2 separate regions of the Mus musculus genome follow, and region 2 is linked to region 1. Evidence: chromatin loops called from intact Hi-C (ENCODE). Cell type or tissue: gastrocnemius. All regions are shown on one strand. Links, peaks and the distances in the headings refer to the core of each region. The heading gives the core; the rest is flanking DNA.

What was found. A loop is a pair of places that touch in the nucleus more often than their neighbours do. Peaks named below come from ENCODE experiments on the same cell type or tissue, not always from the same donor. Only the 100,000 strongest peaks of a DNase experiment are listed, where the experiment ranks them.
Region 2: a loop joins it to region 1, with 2.2 times the contacts of the local background. A loop is called at or near these places in 7 of 42 quality-filtered maps.

Annotation. Positions count from the first base shown.
Region 1 is chr4:105,121,011-105,123,927 of GRCm38, forward strand. No RefSeq gene overlaps it. Among named protein-coding and RNA genes, the nearest start is that of Prkaa2, 13 kb to the left of the region's middle. In gastrocnemius, for the core only: a CTCF peak has its summit at 1,662 (motif pointing left); a DNase peak (open chromatin) is centred at 1,658.
Region 2 is chr4:105,069,887-105,072,803 of GRCm38, forward strand. All of the region lies in intron 2 of Prkaa2 (protein kinase, AMP-activated, alpha 2 catalytic subunit), which reads right to left. Among named protein-coding and RNA genes, the nearest start is that of Gm36893, 39 kb to the right of the region's middle. In gastrocnemius, for the core only: a CTCF peak has its summit at 1,326 (motif pointing right); a DNase peak (open chromatin) is centred at 1,320; H3K27ac peaks cover 2,058 bases.

The sequences.
Region 1 (2,917 bases), core at 303-2,802:
TTACCTTATTTTTCCTGATGCAGCAGTTCTAATAGTCTAACAATGTGTTGTTTAATAATCAATACCTATGTCAAACTCCCTTCAGTTCTGCTTTGAAGTCTGCTTTTCCCTACTCTTGCTATCAGGGTTAAATTCCCTTCTTTGATACTCGTCACAATCTACTTCACAGACATCTCCATGTCTCTCGAAACTCACCTCCCTCGTGAATCCGTCCCTCACACGCCCACATACAACCAATCAGTCTGTCTTTAGCAACACCATCTGCCTTGAGTATATTTAATTAAACCCACCATTGGATCTGCCTGTTCCATGTCCAGTCACCATCTGCCAGGCCCTTGAGAGCAAGCACAATAAGCATGGTCCTGGATCCTTAGGAGCTAAATAAAGGAGTGGCACATGGGTGAAATTGAAGTTCCGGCAGAGCTTTTTCCTCAGTTTCCTGTCTCTTTAATTTAGAATTCCAGCAACAAAGAGTGCTGTGACATTATGCTCATTCTATCACACGCTCCTCTGCCTCCTCCTCCTCCTCTTCCTCTTCTTCTTCTTCTTCCTCCTCCCCCCTCCTCTCTTTCAGGTGTATGTGTCCTCTGCCCAAAATAATCAGGGGCATGACTTGTATCCTGATCATTTCATGTCTCTAGCATCTAGCTACTCAGTAAATGTCCCAGCAATGAGTTGTTTCACGGTGATCGGGTGGCTTTACCTTTTCAAGTCATCGTGCAATCGTGCTATCCTTTCTCACCATCACAGAGAACCTCTTGGTTATTCCTGGCAGAGATCAACCTTGACGCTGCGGAGAAAGATCTGTATCACTTTTGTTCTTAGACTTTTCTAGACCAGTTCTTCATTCTGACTGACTATAAAACCCTAGCCTTCCTCTCCGCCCCCCCACACACCACGAAACCAGCTCTTTTCATTGTATCCCTATTCATTTGCCACAACTCTATCCTCCCCTACTAACAGAACCATAAACCAAATACAGCTGCCTCGATCTGATGATTTTTATATATATTTTTTCTGTTAAACAATCAATAAGCTATTGCATTTACACTATTGTTAATACTTATAACTGCCGCTTGCCCTGCTGAGAATGCTTATATTATAGTCATTTTTAAAATATTTGGTAAATTAATAATGGAAGGAATGTTATTTTCACTGTCAAATGAAAGGCTGTGCCTCTTATGCAAAATTAGTTCACTCATATTTATAACTGTTTACATCCAAGAATTTATTGGTACAGACTAGAAGATACTGTCCTTCATGAACTAATTTCTAAGTAAAATGATAACTTTAGGGCTGGTGAGATGGCTCAGCAGGTAAGAGCACCCGACTGCTCTTCCAAAGGTCCTGAGTTCAAATCCCAGCAACCACATGGTGGCTCACAACCATCCGTAACAAGATCTGACTCCCTCTTCTGGTGTGTCTGAAGTGTACTTACATATAATCAAAAAATAAATCTTTAAAAATAATAATAATAACTTTATGTTATAAAGTATTCTTGTACCCGAAGCCTATGATAGCTCGGGCAGCAAACAGAAACGTGGCAGGTGCTGAGTTTCCCTTGTGGTTTGATGAAGTTCTACCTTCTCTGCATACTGCAGAACCCAAGTGACCCATACTTGCGCTAGCCGGTCCTTGGTGAACTTGTCCATCTGGCGCCCTCTGCTGGCCTCCTGAGCTTTGATGGACTTAAGTTTTCCTCGCCTAGGGACTATCCTGAACAGTAACAATTAATTACCCAAGGAGCTAAAGGGGTCTGCAACCCTATAGGTGGAACAACAATATGAACTAACCAGTACCCCCAGAGCTCGTGTCTCTAGCTGCATATGTAGCAGAAGATGGCCTAGTCAGCCATCATAGGGAAGAGAGGCCCCTTGGTCTTGCAAACTTTATATGCCCCAGTACAGGGCCAGGAAGTAGAAGTGAGTGGGAAGGGGAGCGGCGGGGAAGAGATATGGGAGACTTTTGGGATAGCATTTGAAAATGTAAATGAAGAAAATACCTAATAAAAATTGGGGGGGGGGGAGGCTGTCTTTTACTTGACAGCCCCTTACAATGCAGAAGCCATATCAGAATTTCCAAACAATGAGTCCACGGTGCTCAGGATGTCATTTGCAAGCTGCCACAGCAGTCATGCTTGCACGCCACAGAGTGGCTCCAGTCACGGGCCCTCTCACAGCCTGGGTCACACGCTGGTCCTAAGGAACATCTGATCGCCTAGAGCCTGGAGGAAACTTTTCTTTCTCCCACGTTGTGTTTCAGTGGTGTTTTCACTCCAGTGCCTCAGAAAGGTTCTCCCATTGCAGAGGGAGAAGTGGGAAGAAGTGGGGAGAAGAAGGTGCGCTGGGAGGAGATCCTTGCAAACGTGACATTTGGTATTTCAGCTTTAGTTCCCTTGAGAATTGTGGGCGGCATCCACAACGCAACCCTGCTTTGGTTTTTTGTTTTGTTTTGTTTTGTTTTCGTTATTGAATCCACCTGTTGGTTCAAGGAGATTAACAATTATAACATTTCCAGTACACTAGATTGTAGGTGGAGTGCAGAAAAGCTCAGAAACTACTGCCTAAAAAGAAATTTGCTTGAGGTGGTAGCACACACTTTAATCCCAGCACTTGAGAGGCAGAGGCAGGCAGATTTCTGAGTTCGAGGCCAGCCTGGTCTACAGAGTGAGTTCCAGGACAGCCAGGGCTATACAGAGAAACCCTGTCTAGAAAAAACAATACAAAACAAACAAAAACAAAAAAACTTTAAATTTTTTGTTTGGGGAACAATGAAAACAATAGCTTTGGGAAGTTCTTATTTTGTTTTACAATTCATTTTCATTGTTATGAAGTTTAGGTCTACTTCTTTTGATACAAAAGACTTTCCCAGGACCCATATTCTCAGGGCTCTTTCCAAAACAGGTATGTACATGTAA
Region 2 (2,917 bases), core at 137-2,636, 51 kb before region 1:
GACTTGCAAACTTTATATGCCCCAGTACAGGGGAATACCAGGGCCAAAAAGGGGGAGTGGGTGGGCAGGGGAGTGGGGGTGGGTGGATATGGGGGACTTTTGGTATAGCATTGGAAATGTAAATGAGTTAAATACCTAATAAAAAATGGAAAAAAAAAGGGATGAAAATATGGATACATAATATTAATAACAAACCACTTTTACATTGTCTACATAGACATTAGCATTCTGTATGTCAAGTGATTACAGTATAAATTGATACTAAATCCATGTATTCCTAATTGACACTAAAAGTAAATATAAAGTAGTATATAATAAATGATGACTATAAAATTGAAAAAAAAAAAAAAAAAAAAAAAGAAATCTTTTCCTAACTAAGAAGTATTCACTTTTTGAATGTAAATCAAATTTCTCTAAGAACTACAGAGGAAAGAAAAACAAAACAAAAAACAAAAACAAAGATCAAGTCCACAAATTTCAGACTTCAGAAAGTTTTCACTTTTCCTTTCCATCTCATTCGTTACTTTTAAACCTTTGCCAGTGACTTTCAGGATAAACAAACACAGTTCTTTTAAGTTCACAGAGAACTCAGTCACTAAATAGCTGTTAGGTTTGGTAGTTAGTATTCATTTTCTCTGACTGATTCTGGAGACCTTTTCTCAATAATGAGACTATTCTTGGCAGTTAAGAAAGTTAAGAAAGAACAAAACAAAGATTATGAATCAGATCGTGTGTGTAACACTGACATTACTAGAGGTTATGTCAATAAACTTTCTCAGTAGGAAGAAAACATGAGTGTTTTTCTTTTTAAAAAAAATTCAAATTCACAATTCAAGAGGAGATGGAGATGGATGACTTAAGCTCATGGCTGAAATGTAAGAGCTTTGAGCACTGGTTCCTCTCTGCTAATTACTTGCTGACCCACTCTAAGGCTGTTCTGTAGCTACTTTAGTACAATGTAACTAACTCTAAATCAGAATGAGACAAAACTGTTAACAAATTATGGAAACAAGAGCAAGAAAACACTGATAAACTACAATGTGAGAAATCAGATTTTAAATCCCACGATAAGCTGTTTATTGACTGTGTTTTAATTGTCAGTTTGCCACAACCCAGAGTCACCTGAGAAGGAAGGCCCAGTTGAGGAATTATCTAGATCAGACTGGACTATGAACATGTCGGCTGGGGACTGTGTGTCATTGTTAATTGTTGTAGGAAAACCTGGCCTGCAGTGGGTGGCACCTTTTTACGGGCTAGTTCCTGAACTGTGTAAGAGGGAAAAGGCTGGCTAAGTAGAAGCAGGCAGAAGGCAGCCAGCAGGGGGCACTCATTTCTCTCTGCTCCTGAGGAGGAAGTAATGTGATTAGCTACTTGTGTTTCTGACCTGACTTCTCCTTAGCAATAGACTGTAACTGTAATTACATGCCAAGCAAACTCCCTTCTCCCCTAAGCGGCTTGCTGTCAGGGTATTTTATCACAGCAACAGAATTAAACTAGAACAGTGATAAAATGCAATCTATGTTTTCAAGAGCAGAACACATCTAGATCGCACACTCCAAATGGGAGCTTCCAGGGCTAGGATTTTAAAAGCCCAGTGGAAATCTGCTCATTCAGAGACATCTGTTCCTTCTCTAGCCTCACTCTGGTACAAGACACTTTCAGTATGGCCACTTCATCTTTCTCTTCTTATACCTAATAGCTAGTAAGCAGCAAACCCCAAAGAAATTTAGCTTACAAGCCACTGAAGTCATTACCAATATGGAGTCAAGTCAGATGTGAGAAGGGCAGTGTCTCTGGCCTAGAATCTCGGCATTAGGGAAGCACACATAGGATTGTGAGTTTGCTTGGGTTACACCGGACTGTGAGTTGGATGGGGAGGTCAGACTGTGTTACATAGTGGTTCTAGGTCAGCCTAGGTTACACAGCAAAACTGTATTAAAGCAAAAAACAAAACAAAACAAAAAAACTGCTTCAGTTTACTGAAAACTACTTGGAGTCAGCTCAAGGAAACTAGAATCAGCTCACAGGAGGCCAGTGCCTGCTTTTGTGTTGGCATTCTACCAATGCCAACAGTTACTTCTTACATAACACCATGAAGCAGGCCACTTGAAAGTTAGAAAACAAATGGGAAGAGAGGTGCGTTATCCTTGACAGGTTGCATTTTATACTAGTCTTCCAAGTTTTTTACACACACATTCTAACACTTAGTACTAGAGGTAATCTTAAAATCAAATACTGCCATGTGATTCTATGTTTATAATGGAATAAACCTAAAGTAAGTATCATAGAGCATTGAAGCCTACTGTACAACTGAAAGTTTCATGGCAATTGCATCACCCAGTGGCACACCAAACCAAGTATTAGCCAACTAGGAACAGTCGGTGGCATATTCTTGATGTTGACAAGATGGCACTACGTGGGCTCCATCATTGCAATAGTGCACTGACAAAAAGTACAACAATAAAAACTAAATATTTCAAAGCCTATAAAATTGTACCAACTACACATTTGAGGAATTTCACAAGCTGGGCTTGGTAGCACCTCTCTAATTCTGTCACCTGGGAGTCAGAGGCAGGAAGAGCTCTGTGAGTTTGTGGCTATTCTGGCCTACACATAATAGGTCCAGACCAGAGAGGGCTCTCCTGTCCTCAGAGGAGAGACCACAAATAGCTGTTTGTTCTAGCCTGATTTTCTGCTGCTGTGATAAAATACTGACCAAAAGCAACCTGGGCAGGAAAGGACTGATTTCATCTTCCAGACTACAGTGCAGCATGAAGACAAATAAGGGCAGGAACACAAGCAGAGACAGTACAGGGGACACTGTTTTCTGAATCACTCTCTGACGCTTTTTCAACTTGCTTTTCACCTAGGACTGCATGCTCAGGCTTGGGACTGCACATAGTAGTAGGCTAGACCC